Linked DNA regions of Homo sapiens: regions 2 and 3 are each linked to region 1. The links are chromatin loops, found by intact Hi-C in ENCODE. Cell type or tissue: PC-3. All regions are shown on one strand.

Region 1 (8,000 bases):
ACTATATGTATTAGGATTCTCCAGAGGAACAGAACCAAGAGGACACACACACACACACACACACACACACACACACACACACGCACGTAGGGAATTGGCTTACATGATTCTGCAGGCTAAGAAGTCCCACAGTGTGCCATCTGCAAGCTGGAGACCCAGGAAAGCTGGTGATGTAATTCAGTCTTAGAAGGCCTGAGGACCAGGAGAGCCAATGATGTAAATCACAGTCTCACGGTGAAAGAAGAGGATATGAAATGTCCCAGCTCAAACACAGAGGCAGGAATAAAAGGGGTGAATTCCTCTTCCATCTACCTTTTGTTCTACTTAAGTCCATAACAAATTGCACGATGCCCAGCCACATTGGGAAATCCATCTACTTTACTAAATGTTTTCATTGAAATACAAATCTCATCTAGACACATCCTCACAGACGCACCAAGAGACAATGCTTAATCTGAGTACTTCATGGCCCACTTAAATTGACACAAAATAAATCATCACATATGGTACAAAGTAAAGTATTGCAAGCCTTATAATAAATATGTACGAAACAGCATGTGAGACAGAAGAGATTGGGGAGACAATGTAGAGGCGCTGGTGAGCCTCCATGGGTGGGCTGGACTTTCACCAAGAGAGACCACTCACTGTCATTGTCCAGATTCACCCAAGAACCCACAGTTCAACAACAGCACCAGAAACATAATTACCATCAATTAAAGCCAAAGGTCTATGTCCACAAAACGAGGACCTAGAAGAATATCTTTTTGAAGTGGAATCACAGAAAGAATGCTAATCAGTTGGGCTTTATCTTTACTGTGGACGTAATTTAAAAAAAGGAATAACTTGTGTGGGGTAGGAGGAGCTTTCAATCTAGTGCGAGTTTCTTCCTTGATATCAGTATTACTGGCTGTCTGAAGAGTCAGTGGGAAACATTACCACCATTCCTTGGAAGTCTGTAAGGCTAATATGGCTACCCATGGGCTTCTGGCAGAGCAGAAAAGACACCAACTTCAAGGTCTGAGAAACCTTCACCCCTGCTGAGTGGCTTTGGGAAAGTATCGCCCCCTGATCCTGTGGTTCTCACATAAAACAAATACATTATACCTATTTTTCAGGATACTTGTGAGGTTTAGAAATAATATCTGGCACATAGCAGACATTCAATAAGTGACAGATAACATAATTTTCTCTTCTAGATGACACAGGCAACTTCTTGTCTAGGACAAGAGCACTGAGCTAAGAAATTTCCAAGAATCTCCTCCAGGCCCAAGATTTTAGCCACTACTGAAACTGATCTGCTTGGACACAATCCAAACTCCTGCAGGCAGCATGAGTGCAGTGAAGCCTTTCTTCTGGCCCACATTATCTTTAGCCACCCCACTCCACGGAGCTTGCCGGAGTCTCTTTACACACCCCCCTCTAGCCTTTTTCCTCTTCACTCCACTATTTGAGTCCAATTTCCTCTGAAAAAGTATTCACTTAAATAGGTGGCGTTGCACCAATTTCATTAATTGATCTGTGTCAATGTTCTAATGAGTGCTAACGAGTGACCTGCTCAGGTAGGTGAACATCAAGTCATGGAACACTAGTAACTCAACATCCCAGGTAGTAAAAACATCAAGCACAATGCCAAAAGACCTCTTCACTCTAGAAGATCTTCTGTAGGCCAGGGAAGAGGTTTTGTGGGAAATTTGGGGACCCATGGACATGCTCAATTTAGGACACTTCAGGATGTTTCTGTTGTATCTACCTGGAGAGATCAACCTGGAAAAATAGTCCTGCTACTTTACCAGGACTATCAGCCAGAAGCTATGCAGGAGAGTGCTCCAAGTCATACCACAGTCAGGCCAGATGGAGAGGCCCAGAACCTTCATTCTGAAACCACTTTCTTAGTTCTAGGAATTTTAACTTTTGAAAAGATGGAGTTTAGAGACACTCTGGGAATTATCTAAGTTGATCACTTTATTTTTTGCGAAGCTGATGCTCACATAAATGAGATGATTGTTAGGCCCTAGAATTAGTTAGGGCTGAGTTGAATTTGAAACCCAGGTTTTCTAGCACCTAAACCAGAATTCCCTGTGCTAGTTTATATACATATATATACATATATCTTCATATATATGCATATGTATATATATATGCACCTTGTTATATATAAACTTTTGTATATCTTACCTGTTCTAGAAGAGTCTCTGGTGGTGATGGACCAAAAGATCAAATCTGTAAATTATATTCCATTACCAAGAATCTAGGTAATTAACTGCCTAGAGCTCAGTCTGCCCAACTGTAAAATGAGCAGAGTATTCCCTGCATTGGTCTATGTTGCTAGGCTGTTACAAGAATAGATAGGAGTGTCTTGCACACAAAAAATGCTGAAAAAAATTGGCTAAAGAAAGGAGAGAGTTCAGAAAGTCAAAGTTCACACATACACAAGTTATTAGAATTGATCACCATTCTCAGATTCAGAAGCTACTGGTAGTGTTCTCCCTACCCCCAAGATTGGGAGAGCATTAGCCTTTATAGCTAACATTAGGCAACAGAATGGCTTACTATTGGAGCTGGCAACCTGCATGCTTCTACACACAGACCACTGAGACAGGCAACCTCCACACCTTCTACCAACTGCTGATGGGCTGTTGCTTAGACAACCCCACATCCTGGACCCAAGCTCCTAAACAGACCAAGAAGAATAGCAGTGCACTGAAGGTGGAGTAGACAGAGGGAGAAAGAACAAGCAGACCACCTAAAATGATGACCCTAAAGAAATGGAGTGCCTGAACGAATGGGACTGATGTCAATTTGGAAAAGGGGTAGGGAAAGAGAGGGGGAGAGAAAAAGGGGGAGAAGGGGGTGTGAAAGAGAGGGAAGGAGGGAGGAATAAAAAGAATATGAGAATTTAGGAGATTCACATACATATTTGAGACTCAAAGTAGTGACATGGAAGATCAAGTTGAAGGAATATTCTAAAGCCTACGACAAATATCCATATCTCACCATTGTTAGTACAAGGGGCCTGAAATAAAATTCCCTTGGGGTAAGATTGCACACAGGAGGCTACATCTGCTGTGCAGCTCCCCAAAACTTTAGCCACTCTGACTCATCCCAAGGGGAAGAATTTTGGCCACCTGAGTTCCTGACTTGGATTCTGACTGTGGCTTTTAGCCTTTGCATCATCCTGCATCTTAAGGATTGCTCTGTCTGTCTCTCCTTCTCTGTCCTGGGTGAGCAAGCTGCTGGCATCTCCTGTCGGCCACAGGAGGTGTGTTGACAAGGGCCAGGAAATATGTGGGAAGGGGTGGGTTGGGGGGAGTTTCCTAGGCAGCGTTCCTCTAGGAACTTTCTTCTCTAGGAATTCTCTTAGATCAGCATCCATTGCCTGTCCACTGGGTCATAAGCTTTCCTTATGCACGTTCAGTTGTTAAATCTACAACACCTCTCGCCCCCACACAGACTTTCACTCCCGCTCAAGAGAGGGGTCAGGGTGTGTGTGTGTGTTGTGAGCAAACTCCTTCATTGCCATGGACCTGGCAGAGGCACAAGCCAGCCCCATTCCAGGACCATGTGACACTGGCTGGGTTACTCACTTGTTTGCCCTCCAGCAGGGGCAGCCGGGGACACCTCCCTAGAGTGACTACAGCGTTTATCCCTGGGATGACTCAGCCCAAGCCTCCCTCTGCCCAAAAAGGGAATCTGAGGCTGGGGCTGGAGATGGGGCCTGTTGATTAGCCGCATCTATGGTTGGGAGAGCATAGAAACTACCTCTCACCTGGGAAACATGAGGGACAGAGTGAGTAATGCTCAGATCAGTGGCTCAGGAACTCAGCGTGAAACATAAGTTTATTTGAGAAGCTCAAGTGACAGGTGGAGCTTTGCTTCCAGAACCCCAAGGAAGATCCTACTCAGCCACCTAATGATAACATTTTCATTTCAGATTTCCATTCATTTCATCTCACTGACTTCACTCTCACCTTTATTTTGTTTTCGTCATTTCTGGAGTGGGTCAATTACTTAACCCTGAATAGAGATGTGATATAGCAGAGTCTTAGGGTGGGTTCTGGCTGATTCCTCATCAAGAATAAGATTCTATTTCCTTTGTCCTGAACAGGATAATCTCTTCAGATTACAAAGCTGTACCTACCTAGTATTGTTTGTTGATGTTTCTGTTGTTTATAAACACTGGTCTCATCTCTCCAAGAGCATAATACATTCCTCAAAAGCACTCGCTTCCCTTATAGTTCTAATTCCTCATGGCACTCTCTGAGAAGCACATGTGGATACTTAACACTTGTTACTTGATTGTTCTCAATCTTAAATACCTGGAAGAAAAGGCATTTCCACAACCTCACCAGTCACCAAATCCAAGAACTAAATTCAGCAAGATCGAGTTTTTGATAGCAAAATTAAAGTTACCATATTTTACACCATTTCACCAACAACATCTGTAGTTTAATTGGTTAATTTCCATCTGCTGGCCTTCTAGCTAACTCTGAGGCATTCCCCTGATGTTACTATTATAATTGTTCCTAGAGGTCTACGATAAAAACAACGGTTATTTGTAGAGGCTTAATCACACACAAAGTGATTTCACAGGTATTTCTACTTAGAGCATCACCCTCTGTGGCGGCTATAATTGCACTTCTCAGATCTCCGACATCGGGGAGCAACATCAGGGACCATAATTAACTCAGCGCAGACGGGGCTCTAAAATCCATCATGCGTTTGTGATGTGGTCTGATGGCCCTTTCAGCCTCTCCACGCTCCTGGGCTATTTTATCTCACAGGTGTTTCCCCTAACAAAATGTTCTTGCACACATTCTGTCTTCACATCTGTTTTTCTGAGAACCCACTCCCTCGAACCTAGCTTGACGAGCCCCTTCTCTGGGTCTCCAGAGCACCCTGGATCTGTCTCCATCAGAGAATTCCGCATGCCGCGTTACACTGTCTGTCTCCATGTTAGACCTGGATCCACAACCGTGCTGTAATGAGGTGAATGTAACCCATGCTGGGAGAGGGTGATTCACCTCACTGGCGAGTTGAAGAGTGAATGTGGAGGTCAAAGAGGGTTTCACCAACAAGGTACCTTCACCTGTGCCTGGAAGGATGGGTAGGATCCAGGTAAGGAGGATGGGAGCCAGCATTTAACGCAGAGGGAACAGTGTGAGAAGGAGGATGGGAGCCAGCATTTAACGCAGAGGGAACAGTGTGAGAAGGAGGATGGGCTTAGGAGCCTGATGAATATGTTGGTATGGCTGGAACCGGTCTAGAAATGTGGCATCTTGGTGATTGCCACACTGAATAGTTTTAACTTTATGTTGCACATAGTGCTTCTCAACCAACGTTTAAAAAATCTGCCTTCACACAGTGTGATCAAATAACTCTTCCCTGTTATGTAATGATTCTCGGGTTGCTGGGGTGTCTCCTAAGAATCACTCTGCCCTGTACTACCCAGAACCATCCCAATAGCCCTATGTGGCTAAATAAACTTTAAATTCATTCAAATGAAAATCAAATTAAACTTTCAGATTTTCAGTCATCCTGGACACATTTCAAGGGTTCAGGAACCACCTGTGGCTCCAGCTCCCCCATATAGAACAGCACAGAGGGAAGTGGAGGAGGTAGGGATGAGGAAGGTGAAGAATGGTGGTTTCCAGAGAGGCAAAGAGATTGTGGCATGTCACACAGCTGACAGTGAAAGAGCAGAGCTTGAAGCCCAAATCTTATTCTTCTTAACCAAGAGTTATTTCCACGGGATTTTTCTATTTTTTCCCAACTTCCTGGAGCTGGTTGGTAGGAAGTCTCATTCATGTCCAGATCCTACCCCATGGGTGCTGGAAGTGAAATAAAGTGCAAAGCATCCAGGACCTAAATTGAGATTATTTAGATTTGAATCCGGTGCTGTCATTTAGGAGGTGCAGGGCTTGGGCAAGCCAAGCACACACACACATGTGCTTGGAACTTTTATTAAGCAGCCTCATGGACATCTTTCCATGTCAAGGCATCAGATTTTTCTCATTTTTCAAGATGTATAGCATTTTATAGTTCTAGTACATAATGAATTATTTGGATATTCCCACTTCATAGATAGTAAGTTTTCTCCCTACCTTTTTAAATTTCAAATACTGCAAATGAACTCATGTTGGGCTTTTGATTTAGTGCAAACATAGTTCAAGGATAAATCCTAGAAGTGTGATTGCTAGGTTAAAAAGTAGGCATTGCCAAAATGTTCTCCAAAAAGGGGGCAGCAATTCTCCTAATAATGCATTATTCTCCTAATAATGCAAAAAACTACCAGTTTCCCATGCCCTTCTCAATACTGGTCTCTCTTTTTTTTTTAATTAACTCACTTAATGGATACTTAAAAATGCTTTGCAATCTTTCAAATACCATGCAAATGTAAGGTATTATGGCCAATAACCTTTTCTAGAAGGCCCCATATCAAAAAGTGGACATCCAAGCCCTTGGGGAGCTTGTACCATCCAGAAGTTTTTACTATATGTCCTGTCATTTTCTGGAAATAATGTTTTTGGCCTTGGATCCTAATTTTTTAGGCCAAAATATCAGTTTTCCAGGATGATGGGGTTGTAAATAATGAATAAGAGAAACCCTCCAGCAAAAGCAGCTATCACCATTCTTAGAGCTTTGCTGGCAAAATAATTGAATTTGATAGCAGATAGGGCCACTTGTGCCACCCAAAATTTTACTGAGCCAGCCTGGCAGGGAATGATTTGCGAGGCCTTTCTCTTACTGTTTCCAAAGACTTTATTTTATCTACTTTCTTTTTCAAGCCTTTTTATTCTTACTATTCATTTGGAAACTGTAAAATTGAGGCTTCAGCATCTACTCACTTTTACTTTTTTTTAAGAAGCACAGGCCTAGTGCAGTGGACTGCAGGGGCCTCCCATGTTGACTTTGAAAACAAAGGAAGTCTGACCCTAAGCTCCTTTTTCCTTCTTATGGAATCCATCCACCCCAACATCACCATCTGGTAAACTCCTAGTCCTCCTTCCAGAACCTAAGGACCATCTTTCAAGTCAGTTCTTTTGTAGAGCCTTACCTACTCTGTCTTCCCACACATTTCATTTTTACCTCTAAGCAATTATGAATTTCCCAATAATTTCCTTGTTTGCATCTTTCCCCATGCCCATCTCCCAGCTATGAATTATTTGGGCTGGACCTGGGTCTCATTTATCTTTATATCTCTAGTTGGTAGTACTTGGTAAGTTTGTTGAATAAATGTTTCTTCATTTTGAATCCTTGCCTGGGTTGGACATAAAACAATAATAACACTCCTAGAATATGTAGCACAAACACCAGCACTCCCCAAATATTCCACAAGCTCCCTCATGCTTCTCAGCCTCCCTTGTATTTATGATGGGGTTATGTGACTAACTCTGGTTCACAGGCAGGTGTGTGAGTAAAGTAATGCTTGGCACTTTCTGTCTGAGGTAGGAAAGAAGGGTGGTGAGTTCCATACATGCCCTCTCTCTTGCCACTATGCCTGGAAACAAAGAACTCTGAAACAGCAAAGGTGCAAGATAGAAACAGCCTAAATGTCTCATCACTGTTGAAGGGTAGCCACCAAGGAGAGCAGCCTGACCTGCATCAGACTGTTCGGAAAGTGAGGAATAGCCTTTGGGATTTGGGAGTTTATTGCCACAGCAAAACTTAGCTTACCCTAACACAGCATATGAATTTCATGATTTGAAAATGTACGTAGAAAAGAAGCTCTTAAAATATGACAGTGTCATTTGATCACGAAACCTTTTCACCTTCATCCCCTAGAACAAGTGAGGGTTGGTACTTTGGATTTTATGACTTCAAAGCAGATTATTTTTTCAAGAGAGCACAGCCATTCCTGTTTCATTGACAGAGATTCCAAGGCATGGAGAAGTGAAAGCACTGGTTTCTGGAATTATGGGTGAAATTAGCAGGAGAACACAGACCCAAATTTCTGACCCCCCTGCTTAGATAGAACTGCTCATCCCCCAACATCAGTGTCC
Region 2 (8,000 bases), 340 kb before region 1:
CAGAGCCATGAGAAATAAATCCCTATTCTTTATAAATTACCAAGTTTCAGGTATTTTGTTTTAGCCACATGAATAGACCAAGACAGTGATTTATCAACATCACATCTCTGTGCTCTCCTCAGCCTCCGACCTGCTTTATTATCTATGATTACTACAGTCTAGGAACGAGCACTACTGTTGTTATAAGAAATGTCAGCTCTTTAGGAACCTGGTGAGTGACCACAATGACTGGAATATGGCTACGCTCAGTGGAGCTTGCTGTCCTTCTGGAAGTGAATTCTGTTCTCTCAATTTCTATTCTGTGGAAATATTTCCAAGGAAGAGTTGGAGTTTTCCTCCGAAGTCCCTATGTATCCTGCACACATTTTTTTGGAGTTTTTCTCAGTAGCATAGAGTTCGAATAAATAAAACCTACTGTTGAGAAAAGATCCCGCATTCATAACTTTCTTTACTGTTCATCCTATAAAATGGCGTATATCTTACTGCTCTCCCCAGTATAGCTCCATTTGTATACACAAATAAAAAAAGAAAATTAAAAACTTTATTCCACATGTTTATTGTTATGCACTATATTAAGAATTTTACATATATTGTAATTAGCCGGGCGCGGTTGTGGGCACCTGTAGTCCCAGCTACTTGGGAGGCTGAGGCAGGAGAATGGCGTGAACCCAGGAGGCGGAGCGTGCAGTGAGCCAAGATAGCGCCACTGCACTCCAGCCTGGGCGAAAGAGCGAGACTCCGTCTCAAAAAAAAAAAAAAAAAAAAAAAAGAATTTTACACATATTGTTTTATTTAATACAACCTCCCTATGATGAATAAACTCTTACTACTCTCAATACAGAGATGAGTGTCAAAGAATTTAACTGCCCTACATAAGGTTAACAAGTAGTTGAGAAAGAGTTCAACCACATATCTAATTGATCCAAAGCCCATACTTTTAACTTCTATACTTATTCTAAATACACTACTGAAACAAAAATGATCTGAATTTAAATGCCTCTGTTTATTTGCATCAACAATTGAACTTGTTTGTATAAATGTTGTGGCATTGAACAAAATTAAAAAGCTCCAAATGAAGCTCAGCCATACAGACTCCAGGTACCCATTCATTATACAATACATTTTTCTACCACTCAACATTCAAAGAAACATCCCTTTCCTGACTGGGCATGGTGGCTCACGCCTGTAATCCCAGCACTTTGGGGGCCTAGGCAGGCAGATTGCTTTAGCTCATGAGTTCAAGAGCAGCCTGGAAGACATGGCAAAACCCCGTCTCTACAAAAGATACAAAAGTTAGCTGTGCATGGGTGGGATGAGGTGGGAGGGTAGCTTGAGCCTGAAAAGTGGAGCTTACAGTGAGCTGAGAGTATGCTACTGCAATCCAACCTGGGCAATAGAGCCAGACCTTCCCTGAGGAAAAAAAAAAAAAAGAAAAAAGAAAGAAAGAAGTTTTCCTTTCTTTCAGTGGCAGCACATCTGAGCATTCTGCCTCTTCTTCTTCATTTCTTCTCTGCCCATGTCTTCTCTCCCCTCTTCCTCTGGGTATCTGGCACAAGGTCTCCTGGCTTGATGCAATGTGAAGTTCACTCCGGATTCAGTCACATCTGAGTCCTCGTAGTGAAGGCTTGAAGTGACTCTTCCAGGCTATACGTGCATGAGGAACCTAGGAAGCTATTGGCGGGGAAAAAACTAATCTAAGGAATTAGAGAGGCCTATAAAACTGTCCTGGTAACACTACCTCAGTCATTAAAGTAAGATGCCAGAGAGAACAATTCTGAACACTGGAAGGTATTCCATGACTCTTTTCTTCCTTGGACTCAACTTCACGGCCTCCAGGCTGACTAGGGGGCAATTTAGGGTAGGTACAGGCTCTGCAAGTAGCTAGGTCCAAATGAATTGTTTTTACTCATATCTGTGAGACACAGAGTCCAAAGCAATGTGGTTTTTGGTACCCGGGGTCACAGTACAGGGAAAAAGATATGTGTTCACTGGTTGGCACTGATGCATGGAGGATTTGAGAAACCACGATGCTGCTTGGATCTATTAAGGCTTTGACTATGTAGCAGTACATAGGGCCTGGCTACGACAACTGTGACGGCAGGTCCCACTTACAGAGGTCAGGGGCAAAGGCCACAGTGGTAGTAGCAATGTTCCTAATGCCCCAAGGCAGAACCCAGGGTGACCTGTCAGTGGAAGTGTGTGTCTCACTTCCTTGTGCACTTACACACGGCTTTGCTAGCAGGAGTGTGAGGGACTTACAGACGGCTTTGCTGGCAGGGAGTGTGAGCATTCAAGAGGCACCATTTGCAATTATCTAGGGATAAGTATCATGCTCGGAGAATGGTTGGATGTTCTGCAGGACCTGAGAGGTGGGAAAGAAGAGAAGTGCTGCAGAAATGTTTGAGTTAGACATGTAACACTAACTTGCATAGTTATTCTCTTTGATCCTTACAAATACCCACAGAAATTTGGGTTGTTATTTCCATTGTATTTGTGAGGGGGCTAAGGCTGGGTAAATTGTCCACGATCAAATAGCTGGTAAGTAATGGAGAGAAGAATAAAACTTAGATCCTCTGACTTACCATTCTTTCCTGTAGCCTTCCTACTTTCCCAATCTCAGGAAAATTATTATCTTCAATAAATTGTGGGTTTTTTTTTTTTTTTACCAGCAAATTAGGCTTATGTAATCATACTTTTCCTTTTTACATTGACCATTAGAAATCTGAGTTGAATTTTTAAAAATTGTACTGACAATATTAATCTAGTAAGTTGATATGTTTACCACAATTTTTTCCTAAAAATTTTCTAATTTCTGTTTTTCTTTTAACTGCTTTTTGTTATACCTATCTTTTGTTGAAAGCCACTTCAGACCTTGGAAGCAAATGGGATATTCTCTTTACGTAAGCAGAGAAAGAAATCTGGAAACCAAACTTGCTACCTCCAGAGTGTGAATCAGATTGGTCATTCCCAGAGAATAAACTGAGAAATTCCAAGTGAATTGGGAGATATCACATAAACTTTGATTTTTTTCCCATAGTCTTAATGAATTTTGCTGATGTCTTGATATTCCCAATCTCCCCTTTTAATCAACGTTATGTGTTTGAGATAAGTTCGGCAGAGGTTGGAGGATCAGACCTTAGTCATAGAACACAGGAGAGAATATCTAACAGTCTAATAAATGCATATAAATTAAATACATACTGGGCAAACCACTCTAGATTTGAAGTATTAAAATCTGGGGAAGAATCACAGTTAAGCTGGTTGACTGGGCACTTCTTGACTTAATGAAAATTTGTCAGCAAAAGGCTACCATACGAGTTAGGGAAGGTGTACCTTAAGCATGTCTTGAATGGCATGACTTTGTGGGTGAGGAAGATAGTGTTTGCTATGAAATAGTAACAGGAATAGACATGTCACACACAAGGGAAGAATAGCAGTTGTTCCTAACTAGAGCTTACAGTATGGTCCAGGAAGGTGTGGAGTTGAGTTAGAAGTTCTAGGGGGAAGAGGAGAAGAGCTTAAAGAAAAAATAGGAGTTAGAAGTGCCTGTGATGAACTCAAAGCAAAAGCCATCTGAGAATGGAAAATCTCATAAAGGAAGGATGAATAGGAGTAGGAAAAACCACTGAACCACCATTATCTACCAGACAGGTATATCATCTATGCTTCAGAAGAAATCTCATCAAACATGCATGTCAGGACTGGGCTGTGAATTGCAATTAAAATATTTACACAGAGGGAGAAAACTAATTTTTTTAAATGATAATGTGATTCTGTGAGGGTGATGACACTGGTGGTAGTACAGACTTTGGATCTTCCTGAATTCCCACCTGAAAATAGAAAAAGCAAATAGCAAGCAAGCCAGCGAAAACATGGAAAGCATTTACAACATAATGAGATGTCAAAGTAGCCCCATGAATTCCAAAATACAAGCAGTTGGGGATTAATGGTCAACAGCCAGAAGACGGTGTGATATTGACATTGTGCAGGAAAAATAAAAAAGGAAGCAGTGGAGGTTCAGATAGACCTGGGAGGAGGAGAATCCCTAAATAGCTAAAAGATATTCACCAGAAAGTAATGCAGACAATTTGAATTTAGCAGGGTTTCACGGTTCCACAAACAGGTAAGTGCAGGGATCTCTGCTAATTTCTCAAGGGGTAGACATATAACCTAGTCCCTGTGAACTTTTGATCGTAGCCAGCCAGGACAGCGCTCCATGACAGGGTGCCAGACTTACTGGGGGCAGAGCCTAAATTACTTGGGGCAGAATTAAAATGTACCAGCATAAACAACAAAGAAAAGGGAAGGTTTCCATGAAAGTCACATGGGAAACAGAGCCCTCTAGCTCCAACATTTCACAGAAGCAACAGAAGAGGGAGCTCTGTAAGCTTAAAAACAATAATAAAAGCTAACCAAACCAATTTATTTGCCTAAAAGTGCAAATAAATTAACTTCGCAGGAAAATAAACAACAGAAAAGTATAAAAGTCAAATATCACACAGAATTAAGATAATAAAAAAGAGAGTAAGAATCAGAATAACACCTCTACAGACAATGAAATCATGCCAGAGACATGTTCCAAGAATGGATTAAAGTTTTAATATACTATTTTAAAACAATTAAAAGGAATTTTTAAAAGTACATTATACAATACACGAAGGACACATAAGGGAAAAAACACATAAATAGGAGACATAAGAAAGACTTCAAAATAAAAGAAAAAAACACTTTCAGGAAATAACAAAACTATAAAGTATGCAACAGCAAATAAACATGACAAATAATGCCTTAAGAGAAATAGAAAATGAAAAGAAAAAAACTGTAAAAACATAAAAGAATTAAAGTACGGCCAGTGCTGTAATCCCAGCACTTGGCGAGGCTGAGGCAGGAGGACCACATGAAGTCTGGAGTTCAAGACCAGTCTGGCCAACATGACAAAACCCCGTCTCTACTAAAAGTGGAAAAATTAGCCGGGCATGGTGGCACATGTCTGTACTCTCAGCTACTTGGGAGGCTGAGGCACGAGAATCACTCAAACCTAGGAGGCAGAGGTTGCAGTGAGCTGAAACAGCACCACTGCACTCCAGCCTGGGCAAGAGAATGAGACACCATCTCAAAAAAAAAAAAAAAAAATTAAAGAAAGTTATAAAAAGATTTTTGATAAGTATCAAAAAAAAGAAAAAGACCTAACACAAAGAAATAGAGGTCTCCAAAGAAGAAAATTAAAGCAAAGAAATAGAACAATTAATAAATACTGTCAGATAACTTACCTAAAATTAAAACATTTTTTAGAGAGTAGAATGGTGGCTGCCAGGGGTTAAGAGAAGGGAGGAGTAGAAAATTATTGTTGGAAGGGTACAGAGTTTTAGTTTTGCAGGATTAAAATGGATGGTGGTGATGTTTGCACAACAATGTGATATACTTAATGTTTTCAAACTATACACATACAAATGGTTAAAATAGTACATTTTATGTTATCTATATCTTATCATAACTGTAAAAATTAATTAAAAAGACAAAACACGTTTTTAAAAAGTGGGTACATCTAAACCATAGTGTCTCAGTGATTAAACCCAAAGGAAATGCAAGGAAGTTATGACTATAAAGGATGCTGGCTATGTAGGAAAGATGAAGGGGGCTGTGACTGGATAATGGGATGAAGTACCCAGAAGAGTGTTTTGAGGAGGTGGGCAGAAAAGTTCTATGTATTGACCTAGATGGGAGTCACAAGAGTCTTGACCTGAAAATAATTCACCATGGTATACATTTGTATCGTTTAGTTTTCTATATTCAGGTTTTATTTTAAAATAGAAAGGGGAAAAGAATAGAAAATAAATGAGAGAACGATGAATGTGTTCAGATGCACAAAATCTAATAAAGTATTTCCATTTGCTTTGGTTGTATCCCAGCTATAGCTCTTCACTGTGAAGACATTTATCTTATTTACAGGTTTTTCATTCAACCTTTCTCTCATTTATTTATTTAACTTTCGGATTAATGTGCTTACATTCTAGAAATCAAATATAAAGCGCTGAAGCAGGAAGACAGATACTAGTTATTCTCCATCCCCCCGCCCTTGCTAAGACCCGTTCTCATCACCTTCTTTTATCTGCTCTGTGCTGCTGGAGATCATCCTTATGGACTGAGTCTTCCAGCTCCCAGGTCCTCTGGTTTCCATTTGTGTTTGGCCAGCAAGAGACACCATCAAGAGACTGAAGGGCAGGTAGGGGAAGGAAAGGTCAAGGTATGTCCTGCCTCACTTTTCCCTCTACTTCTATGCTATAATTCTGGCAAAGGTTTTATTTATCTGTAATTACTACTAGGATTCTTCTGCTCCAAGGCAACTCTCCCATTGAGCCCCCATGATATTGTTTCCAACTCTTCTTCCTTTAAGCCTGGGGTGGTAATGGCTTCACACTGTTGCTATTCCCTGGGTGCCTCAATGTTCCTATGGGCTCCTTAAACCCCCTATAATTATTTTATAATTATTATTTTAAATAATTTTTTATGTTAATGCCATAAATAATTATTTTATGTCAATGCCATAACCACTTCAACATGTGTGGAAAAGAGGTTTTTGCAGATGTGATCTAGAGATGAGATTCTCCTGGAGTATCCATGTGGGCCCTAAATCCAATCACAAATATCCTTATAAGAAACAGAAGTGGAGAAGACATAGACACAGGGGGAAGGCCATAAGCTGAGGGAGGCCGAGACTGTAGTTATGCAGCCATACGCCAAAGAACACAGAGAGCCACTAGAGGTTGGAAGAGGCAAAGGAGAATTTTCCCCCAGAGACTTCAGAGAGTGCATGGCTGTGCTGATGCCTTGATTTTTTTTTTAATTTCTGGCCTCCAGAACTGTAAAAGAATAAACTTCTCTTGTTTTAAGCACCAAGTGTGTGGCAATTTGTTACAGCACCACAGGAAACTAATACACCGTGTAAGTGTGCCTTCAGGATCCTGATTGAATTAGAGATTATAGTCTATTAAGGAAAGCAGACATTAAATAAATCAGCCCACATCTCCAACTCAATATTCTTCACACTATGCCTTTACTTCTCATCCAGGGAAAAAACAGAATGGCCCTAAAGAAATTATTGCTAGACACTGACAGGTGAGGTTCCCCAGTGAAAGATCAATCTACAGTGCATCCCTCCAAACCATATCTCCTCTATCCCCACTTATCTCCCCTACCCCCACAGAAATTCCTATTTTTCTTTAAGGTCCTATTGTTAAATATGAATACACAAAGAAGGTTTACAGACATTTGAAAAATTATTTATCATGGAAACAGAGACCAAGACACATATAATGCACATTACACAATGCACACACATACAAGTACACACACACACAGATAAATCCAAAAAACAAAAAAGAAAGAAAACTTTAGAGAATGATATGTCCTCAAAAAATAAAAGAGGATACTGCATCCATGAAACAAGAACAGATTACTACTTAAAAAGAAATCAGAGAACAAGGAAGCAATTCTGAAACCACTTTACATATTTGTTAAAACTGAACAAGTAAATATTAATACATAAATTGTAGATAATGGGAGTCAAGGTTCTCACTGTCAAAGAAAGAAGTAACAAATAAACAATGAGAGAAGGTTAGAGTGAATCCTGTGAGGCTAAATTAGAGTCAAATAATATGAGCTCATGATTATGTATATATACGACACACACATAAATTTTGAAATATTTAAAATGTATAAAATATGTTTGTGTATATATGTGCGGTATAAATACATATATCCCCTATCTCTATCCACGGAAGTGACCTAGAAGCAATAACACCCCAGTAGCAATGAACACACCCAGAACCCATATCTTGGCTTCTAATACTATTCTTCAATAATAGGAACCAGGGATACTTGGAAAAATGGCTGATTCTAGGGCTGTGGCAGGAAATAGGCAAGATGAATCTGGAGCCTGTTATTAAGGTGTCATAATGTAAGGAAGTGCTCAAAACTACAAAATAATGGGGATATGTCAA
Region 3 (8,000 bases), 120 kb after region 1:
TATTGAGCCAATAGGCAGTTTTTCAATCCTTACGTTCCACCTACCCTCCACCTTCAAGTAGGCTACAGTGTCTATTGTTGCCATCTTCATGTCCATGTGTACTCAATGTTTAGCTCCCACTTATAAGTGAGAACATGCAGTATTTGGTTTTCTGTTCCTGTGTTAATTCACTTAGATCATGGCCTCTAGCTTCTTCCATGTTGTTGCAAAGGACATAATTTTGTTGTTGTTTATGGCTGTGTAGTATTCCATGGTATATATGTACTACCTTTTCTTTATCCAGTCCACCATTGACGAGTATCTAGGTTGATTCCATGTCTTTGCTGTTGTGAATTGTGCTACAAAGAACATATGCATGCATGGGTCTTTATAGTAGAACAATTTATATTCCTTTGGGTATATATCTGGAATGACACTGCTGGGTCAAATGGTAGTTCTGTCTTGAGTTCTTTGAGAAATCTACAAACTGATTTCCACAGTGGCTGAACTAATTTACATTCCCAGAAGGATGTGTATGTGTTCCCTTTTCTCCACAACTTTTCAAACATCTGCTTTTGTTTTGTTTTGTTTTATTTTGTTTTTCTGAGTCAGGGTCTCACTTTGTCCCCCAGACTGCCATGCAGTGGCCTGATCATGGCTCATTGCAGCCTCAACCTCTTGGGCTCCAGCAATCTTCCTCTCTCGGCCTCCCAAGTAGCTAGGACAATAGGCACATACCACCACACCCAGCTAATATTTTTTAATTTTTTTCTAGCGATGTAGTCCCTGTGTTGCCCAGGCTGGTCTCAAACTTCTGGGCTCAAGTAATCCTCCTGCCTTGGCCTCCCAAAATGCTGGGATTAGAGGGGTGAGCCACTGTGCCCAGCCAGTTGTTTGTTTGTTTTTTTTTAACTTTTTAATCATAGCCATTCTGACTGGTGTGAGATAGTATCTTACTGTTTTGATTTGAATTTCTCTAATGAGTATTGATGTTGAGCATTTTTTCATATGCTTGTTGGCTGTGTATATGTCTTCTTTTGAGAAGTGTCTGTTCATATCTTCTGCCATTTTTAAATAATTTTTGTTGATTTATTTAAGTTCCTTATAGATTCTGGTGATTAGACCTTTGTCATATGCATAGTTTGCAAATATTTTCTCCCATTCTGTAGGTTGTCTGCTTGGCATTTCTCTTGGACAATATAGACAGTTGAAATACCAGACTATTTTTATTGGTTTCATGTTGTTATCTTTCTGTTTGCTCATCCTTGAGTAATTTGAGTTGAGTTGAGGACCTGTTTTGCCATTGAGTATTTCTTAATGTGTTATTCTTTCCAGAAATTAGCAAATAATTGACTGATAGCTTTAATTTCTGGCTGTTGTCACTTGGCATCTGAGTTATCATGGCTGCTTCAGTGGAAAAGTAGAATGAAGTTAATCAGGTACAGATGTCTTACTGCCATCCTAACAAGAAATGCTCCCTTTTCTTTTACTAAAAGAGGGAGACTTCCTATTTCATGAACTGCATGGATTTCAAATGCATCTGATAGTGATTTTAAAAATAAATGAGGAAGTTTGATTACTGGTACATTATACTCAACATGCATGCAGTAGAGAAGCAATACAGTAGTATGGATAAAAATATAGGTTTGAAGATGAGTTGGGTACCTTTCCACAGTGTGACCTCAGGAGACCCACATCTGTGAGTCTCAGTTTCCTCGTGCACAAAATGGCACTAATAATATCTACCTCACAGAGCTACTGGGAAAATTAAATAATATCCTATATATTATATGCAACATATCACTAACATGTTAGGTATTGTTAATACAGAATCTAATACATGACAAGTATTCAATAAATAGTAGCAACTATAAATATTTTCTTAGTTGCATAATATTTTGTAAAATCTGCTGTTTTCCATTCCTTTTCATTTTCTTTTTTTTTTTTTTTTAGACGGGGTCTCACTCTGTTGCTCAGGCTAGAGTGTAGTGGCATGATCTCAGCTCAGTGCAGCCTCCGTTTCCCAGGCTCAACTGATCCTCTCACCTCACCCTCCTAAGTTGCTGGGACTACAGGCGCATACCACCATGCCCACCTAATTTTTGTATTTTTTGTAAAGAAAGGATTTCACCATGTTGCCCAGGCTTGTCTCAAGCTCCTGGGCTCAAGCAATCTGCCTGCCTTGGCTTTGCAAAGTGTTGGGATTAGCCCCTTTTTCTTTCTAAGCAAATCATCTGTAATAATTTATTTGGAGTACCTAGTAATAAAATTTCTAAATAAATACCATTCCACTTTTAAAAACATTTAATTAGCTTTATTCACATTAAAATACATGATTACAGGTCTGTTGCTAGCCATCGATCAATTCGATCAAGTAAACAAGAATCCTGAAGTATTTCAAGAACTGTGGGATGTACTCAGTCAAAATATAAGTTTGACTCAATTTTACATACTGATAAGTAATTCAAGAGTTTCATGATAAAGTCTTTTCACAGACTAAGAAAGACGAAAATATTATCTGGAATTTGGTTTCATTTTCATCAGGTGAAAAATACTTTCACTGTGGACATATTTATCCAACTTAGGTTCACAGAAGGAATGTTTTCAGTTGGTTACAAATATCAAAATGAATTGTCATCTGCTGGCAGGGAAATAGGGAACCAGAGACGGGGGGGGACTGAGAAAAATTCAGAAAACACCACTTGCTTTTATCTGGCTAGTTCACAACATAAACGACCCAAGCTACAACCAAAGTTTGAAATGTTTTTTCACATGGAAAAATTAGAAATAATTTTATTGTTTGCTTTGTAATTAAATTGATTCCTTTACAACTTTGTGGAAAGTTTTTACATTGAAAATCTCTGCCGGGTGCGGTGGCTCATGCCTATAATCCCAGCATTTTGGGAGCCCGAGACGAGCGGATCACTCGAAGCCAGGAGTTCGAGACCAGTCTGGCCAACATGGCAAAACCCCATCTCTACTAAAAATACAAAAAAATAGCCAGGCGTGGTGGTGGGCACCTGTAGCCCCAGCTACTCAGAGGCTGAGGCACGAGAATGGCTTAAACCCGGGAGGGAGGCAGAGGTTGCAGTGAGCTGAGATTGCACCACTGCTCTACAGCCTGGGCAACAGAGCAGGACTCCTCAAAAAAAAAAAAAAAAAAAAAAAAAAAGAAAAGAAAAGAAAAGAAAGAAAGAAAAAAAGAAAAAGAAAACTGGGTGCGGTAGCTCAGGCCTGTAATCCCAGCACTTTGGGAGGCCGAGGCAGGCAGATCACGAGGTCAGGAGTTCCACACCAGCCTTGCCAACATGGTGAAACCCCATCTCTACTAAAAAATACAAAAATTAGCTGGGTATGGTGGCGGGCGCTTGTAATCCCAGCTACTTGGGGGGCTGAGGCAGGAGAATCGCTTGAACCTGGGAGGGGGAGGTTGCAGTGACCCGAGATCGCGCCATTGCACTCCAGCCTGGGCGACAGAGTGAGACTTCGTCTCCAAAAAAGAAAAAAAAGAAAGAAAGAAAGAAAGAAAGGACCTCTACAGATGAGTTTCCCATAGACAGGACTGGAGGGAATTTAATGCCTTATGCTGTTTCCCTTTGATAAGCAGCCCCTGCAGGCCCCCTGAGTGATCTCCAGTTCCTAAAGCCACAGGTGTTCTCATCTATTCTAGAGAAACTGCAGGAGCATAGTGAATTAAAATGGTTTCACTTTTGCTCACGGGAGCCACCTACTGTGTCACTTTTACATTGTCCACATCCAACCCAGGTAAAGATAGGCTTTTTGGGGGAGCTAGGGGTATGATATTTTTAATAATTCAAAATTCTTAGAATATTAAATGTGTCCATGACTTTAAGAAAGGGGTTCTTTCTATCTGCAGTATAATTTCTGAAAAAAAAATGATTTGACTAGATATGTAAAATGCCAGAAGGCACTAGTAACTAAAAATCTAGCCAAGATAAAGTATCTTTTCAACGATTTTGTAAGTCAATGCACTGGGGAGAAGAAGGAGATGAAAGCCATCCAAAATGGGCCATGTCCTTCCATTTCACATTCAGAATCAGCTCTACTGCTGAGACCCCTATATGTAACATTTATCCTGTTATTTGGAAAATGGTATGGTGTGTTTGAAGACCACCCTCCAGGCAGTCTGAAACTCCAGACTGGAGGCTCAGCTCAAACCAACCATCACAAATTATATGACTGCACAAATCAATTTCTCTCTCTTAACTTCAGTTCAAACATCTTAAATGTGAGTGCAGTAGACTAAATCAGAGGCCTCAGAACTTCTTGTTTAATACGGATAGAACACAAGTATATGAAAAGAGATAAAACTGGATTGGACCCAGAGCAATCCTAAGGAACCCCAGGGCTCTGTGTGACTCAGTTTCCAAACCGCTAGATCAAGAGATTCCAAAGACATTCTCTAGCTCTAATAGTCTATGATTCAACATTGAAAATATTAAAAAAAAAAAAAAAAACCCAGAACGCTATGTCTCCATCTATATAATATGTCCCAGAGGTTTAGCTCTGAGGAAATTGGTCCAAGTTGCATCACTGGAAGAAGAAGAGAAAAAGAAAATAATGAAAAAAGAAAAATTGACTTCGCTCTAATGAACTCAAACAGGAGCTGGTTAGTATTTCTGAATCTTTGCCAGGGCTTCAGCCTCCCCTCTGAAAAAGTACATGTGGGGAACACAGAGCCCCATCAAATGAAAAGAGATGGAGTGCACAAGAGGACTTTCCAAAAGAAAAGCTCTTCTCCTTGAACTCTGCAGGATCCATTTGCACTACTGGACATTTCTGACACTGGAGAGAAAAAATGCTTAGTAGGAACCCTCTGTCCTCATAACAGGTTTCTCCTGTTTGTTGCTTTGTGAACTAATGTAAATCAAATAAAGCAATGTACTCAAACCACAGTGGACCTGAGTGTATAAATGAGGAACAGGTGGTGATTAAGTGTATAGTGTCATTTCTATTTTGTGACGTTAATGGATCACAAAAGCACTATAGTCCACATGGCAGGAGTGGTCACAGCCACCCCACATACTCTTCTTCTAAATGTGATCTCCAAACCTCCTTCCCTTCTCATCTCCCACTCAGTTCTGGGAAATGCAGAAAAATGTGTAATAGTTAGTGACAGAAAGAGCCACTGACCTAAATACATGGTGGGTCATTTATTATGCATGGCTTCTGATCAAGGAATTAGAGAGTTTTCATTCAATCTTTATTTTCAGCCACTCAAGTTCCATTTCCCTTGCTTTATTTAGTTTTGACAAAGACAGTTTCTGTATTTACACTTAACATGCTTAGTTTCCCTAAATATTCAAGGATACCATCAACCCTCACTGGAGGCCTCTTTGATAATGGCAGGTATAATTTCTGTATTAGTTTTCTGTTGTTGCATAACAAATCACCCATCCCCCCCACCAAAAGAACAACTTAGTGGCTTAAACAATAAGCATATATTATCTCACACAGTTTCTGTAGGGTCAGGAATTTGGAAGTGGGGTAATTTTGGCTTGAGGTCTCTGATGAGATTGCAGTCAAGATGTCAGCCAGAACTCCAGTCATCCGAAGGCTCATCTGGGGTGGGAGAATCTGCTTCCAAGATGGCTCACTCACATAGCTGTTAGCAAGAAACCTAGGTTTCTCACTAGAATTGACAGGAGGCCTTCGTACCTTACCACATGGACCTCTGAATAGGGCTGCTTGAGTGTCCTCACAACAGGGAAGCCAGTGTCTCCCAGAGTGAGTGAACTGAGAGAGAGAGACAGAGAGAGAGAGAGAGAGAACGAGAAGGATGCCTTATGATGTTGATGACCTAGTCTCATAAATCACACATCATCACTCCTTGTATATTCTATTTATCAGAAGTGAGCCACTAAAGCTGAACCCATGCTTAAGGGGAAGGGAATTAGACTCCACATGTTTTAGGGGAGACACACCAAAGAATTTGCAGACACATTTTAAAACCAACAAATCTTAGGATGGCCCAGAATCTGAAAATGGAAACTTTGAAAAAGTACTGCAAGGTAACGATTCAAATGTCAAAAAGATTTTCTGCAGGATTTTGTTGCTTGGCAGTGTAGGGGAGCCAGAGGTCACTTCCAAACCCTTTTTAACTCTTAGTGGGCTCTTTGGCTTGACCTAGGAGCCAAATTGACATCAGGTAGATTAATAAGAAAAAATCGTAAAAACTTTATTAGTTTTACATGTACATGGGGATCTTCACAAGAGTGAAAATCGAAGAAGTGGCCAGAGCAAGATGCTTTTTAGACAAAAACCAATAAACTTGAGAGGACAAAGAGGATCTGGCTAAGGGCAGTAAATTTCTTCAGGGTTCACTAGGAGATATATGAGGGGTGGAGAAGTAGTGAAAGATAAGGGCTACCTTAGTAAATATGTTTATTATAGTTCATTGCAGCCCCCAGTTCCCAATCTCTGTGATAAGGACTATTTTGTCACTCTAGTACAGGGAGGGGGCCCCTTCCAGAGGAATCTCTGTGACTTGCTGTCTGCTGGAAGAGATAGGTCAGCTTGCCCTTTCTGAAACTACAATTTCTTCAATGTTTTTAACTCAAAATAATCAATATACCAATTCAGCATATTTTGGGATAGCGTGTCCTTCACTCCTTCAGCAGTGGCACAACACACATAAGTATTGGTTTACAGATCATTAATTACTTGATAATAAGATTAGAATCAGAGGATCTTTAATCTAAATGTCAGAAAGAAGGAGTACTTAACATTACAGATATCTCTTAACAAATTACAGATATCTGTCATGATCTTGTAAAGTAATGTGGAAAATGGTTTAATTCATAGAGATTTTCAGGAACACATCTGAAGTATACAAGAAACTGGCTTTGGAATTTCTCTGCTGTGAAGATGCAAGGAAGTCAAAGATTAAATAAACAAAGATGATGATAAACATAGATGCTAATGAAAATGTTAATGCTTCTAACCCAGCTGATGATAAAGAAGATAAAGAAATTGAAGTGATTCTTAGGTGACTACAGTAATTTTTTTGGAAGTACTTCCATGATTTTGCCAAATTTTACAACAACTCTTGGAATAAAAGGAGTGGCAATGATTGTGCCATTTTTATTGTGTGTTGAGGGTAGAAGGGAGAGAGTGAAGCTTGATATTCATATACCAAAACCAAAAGTTAATTCTTGCTGAAAGTAAAAAGTAAAAAATCAGTCAGACTACTTTACTGACATAGAGGCAAATAACCAACTTATTTGTGTAATTTTATTTTTTTCATTTCCAACAGTTTATTTCAGCATCACACAAATATAGCAACTTCCCCATTCCCCCCAAAATGTAAAAGGTTTTCTGACAGAGTCAATAACATTTACACTTATGAAACAAACTATTTAGGTTGGTGCAAAAGTAATTGAGGTTTTTGCAATTAAATTTAGGTTGGTGCAAAAGTAATTGCGGTTTTTGCCATTACTTTTAATTGCAAAAACCTCAATTACTTTTGCACCAACCTAATATTGTTAAGTTCCACTGATAGAGAAGCAGAGGCTTGTATACAAACTTTCCAAATAAATATTTCTCATTCTAACAAGTGATTGGGTGTGCTTAATTAAATAAAGAATAAGAAAACAGAATAAATCGTGGCTGACATCTTTAAAGGTTGCATTCTGGCATTTGTTTTTTGATGGGGCCATTTATTTATCCCTTCTTGAGCTGTCTAGCTAGAGAACTCTGTATTTCAGCAGTGAGTGACAGTTCTCCCATCTGTGCTTCTTATTTGCCTTCTATTCAAATAAACAAAATGCATTGCAGATACTGGTATATATTTTGCTTTGGACAGGTTTCTACCCCTAACTTACAAGCAGACTTAGCATCTACCAGGGAAGAAGAAGGTTGTGGTGTTTGGAGTTGTGTGGTTGTAGAAAATTTTGTGAATGGAAGAGGCTCTTTTAAAAAGCTTGTTGTCTAGATAGCCTTGCTCTTTCAAGTATGGTCATGGAGATTGTGAATCATGTAGACAGAAGTCTCAGGTGGCG

Evidence for each region. Peaks named below come from ENCODE experiments on the same cell type or tissue, not always from the same donor. Only the 100,000 strongest peaks of a DNase experiment are listed, where the experiment ranks them.
Region 2: it touches region 1 in a loop (4-fold over the local background); 4 of 110 quality-filtered maps call a loop at or near these places.
Region 3: it touches region 1 in a loop (9-fold over the local background); 5 of 110 quality-filtered maps call a loop at or near these places.

Annotation. Positions count from the first base shown.
Region 1 is chr1:221,883,697-221,891,696 of GRCh38, forward strand. All of the region lies in intron 2 of LOC124904517 (a long non-coding RNA gene), which reads left to right. Among named protein-coding and RNA genes, the nearest start is that of LINC01655, 47 kb to the left of the region's middle. In PC-3, a CTCF peak has its summit at 3,262; DNase peaks (open chromatin) are centred at 3,245 and 3,675; H3K4me3 peaks cover 1,251 bases; H3K27ac peaks cover 2,396 bases.
Region 2 is chr1:221,539,532-221,547,531 of GRCh38, forward strand. No RefSeq gene overlaps it. Among named protein-coding and RNA genes, the nearest start is that of DUSP10, 200 kb to the right of the region's middle. In PC-3, a CTCF peak has its summit at 4,383 (motif pointing right); a DNase peak (open chromatin) is centred at 4,340.
Region 3 is chr1:222,005,608-222,013,607 of GRCh38, forward strand. No RefSeq gene overlaps it. Among named protein-coding and RNA genes, the nearest start is that of LINC02257, 31 kb to the left of the region's middle. RefSeq lists an enhancer at 3,391-3,923. In PC-3, CTCF peaks have their summits at 3,716 and 3,922; DNase peaks (open chromatin) are centred at 3,684 and 4,854; H3K4me3 peaks cover 500 bases; H3K27ac peaks cover 1,052 bases.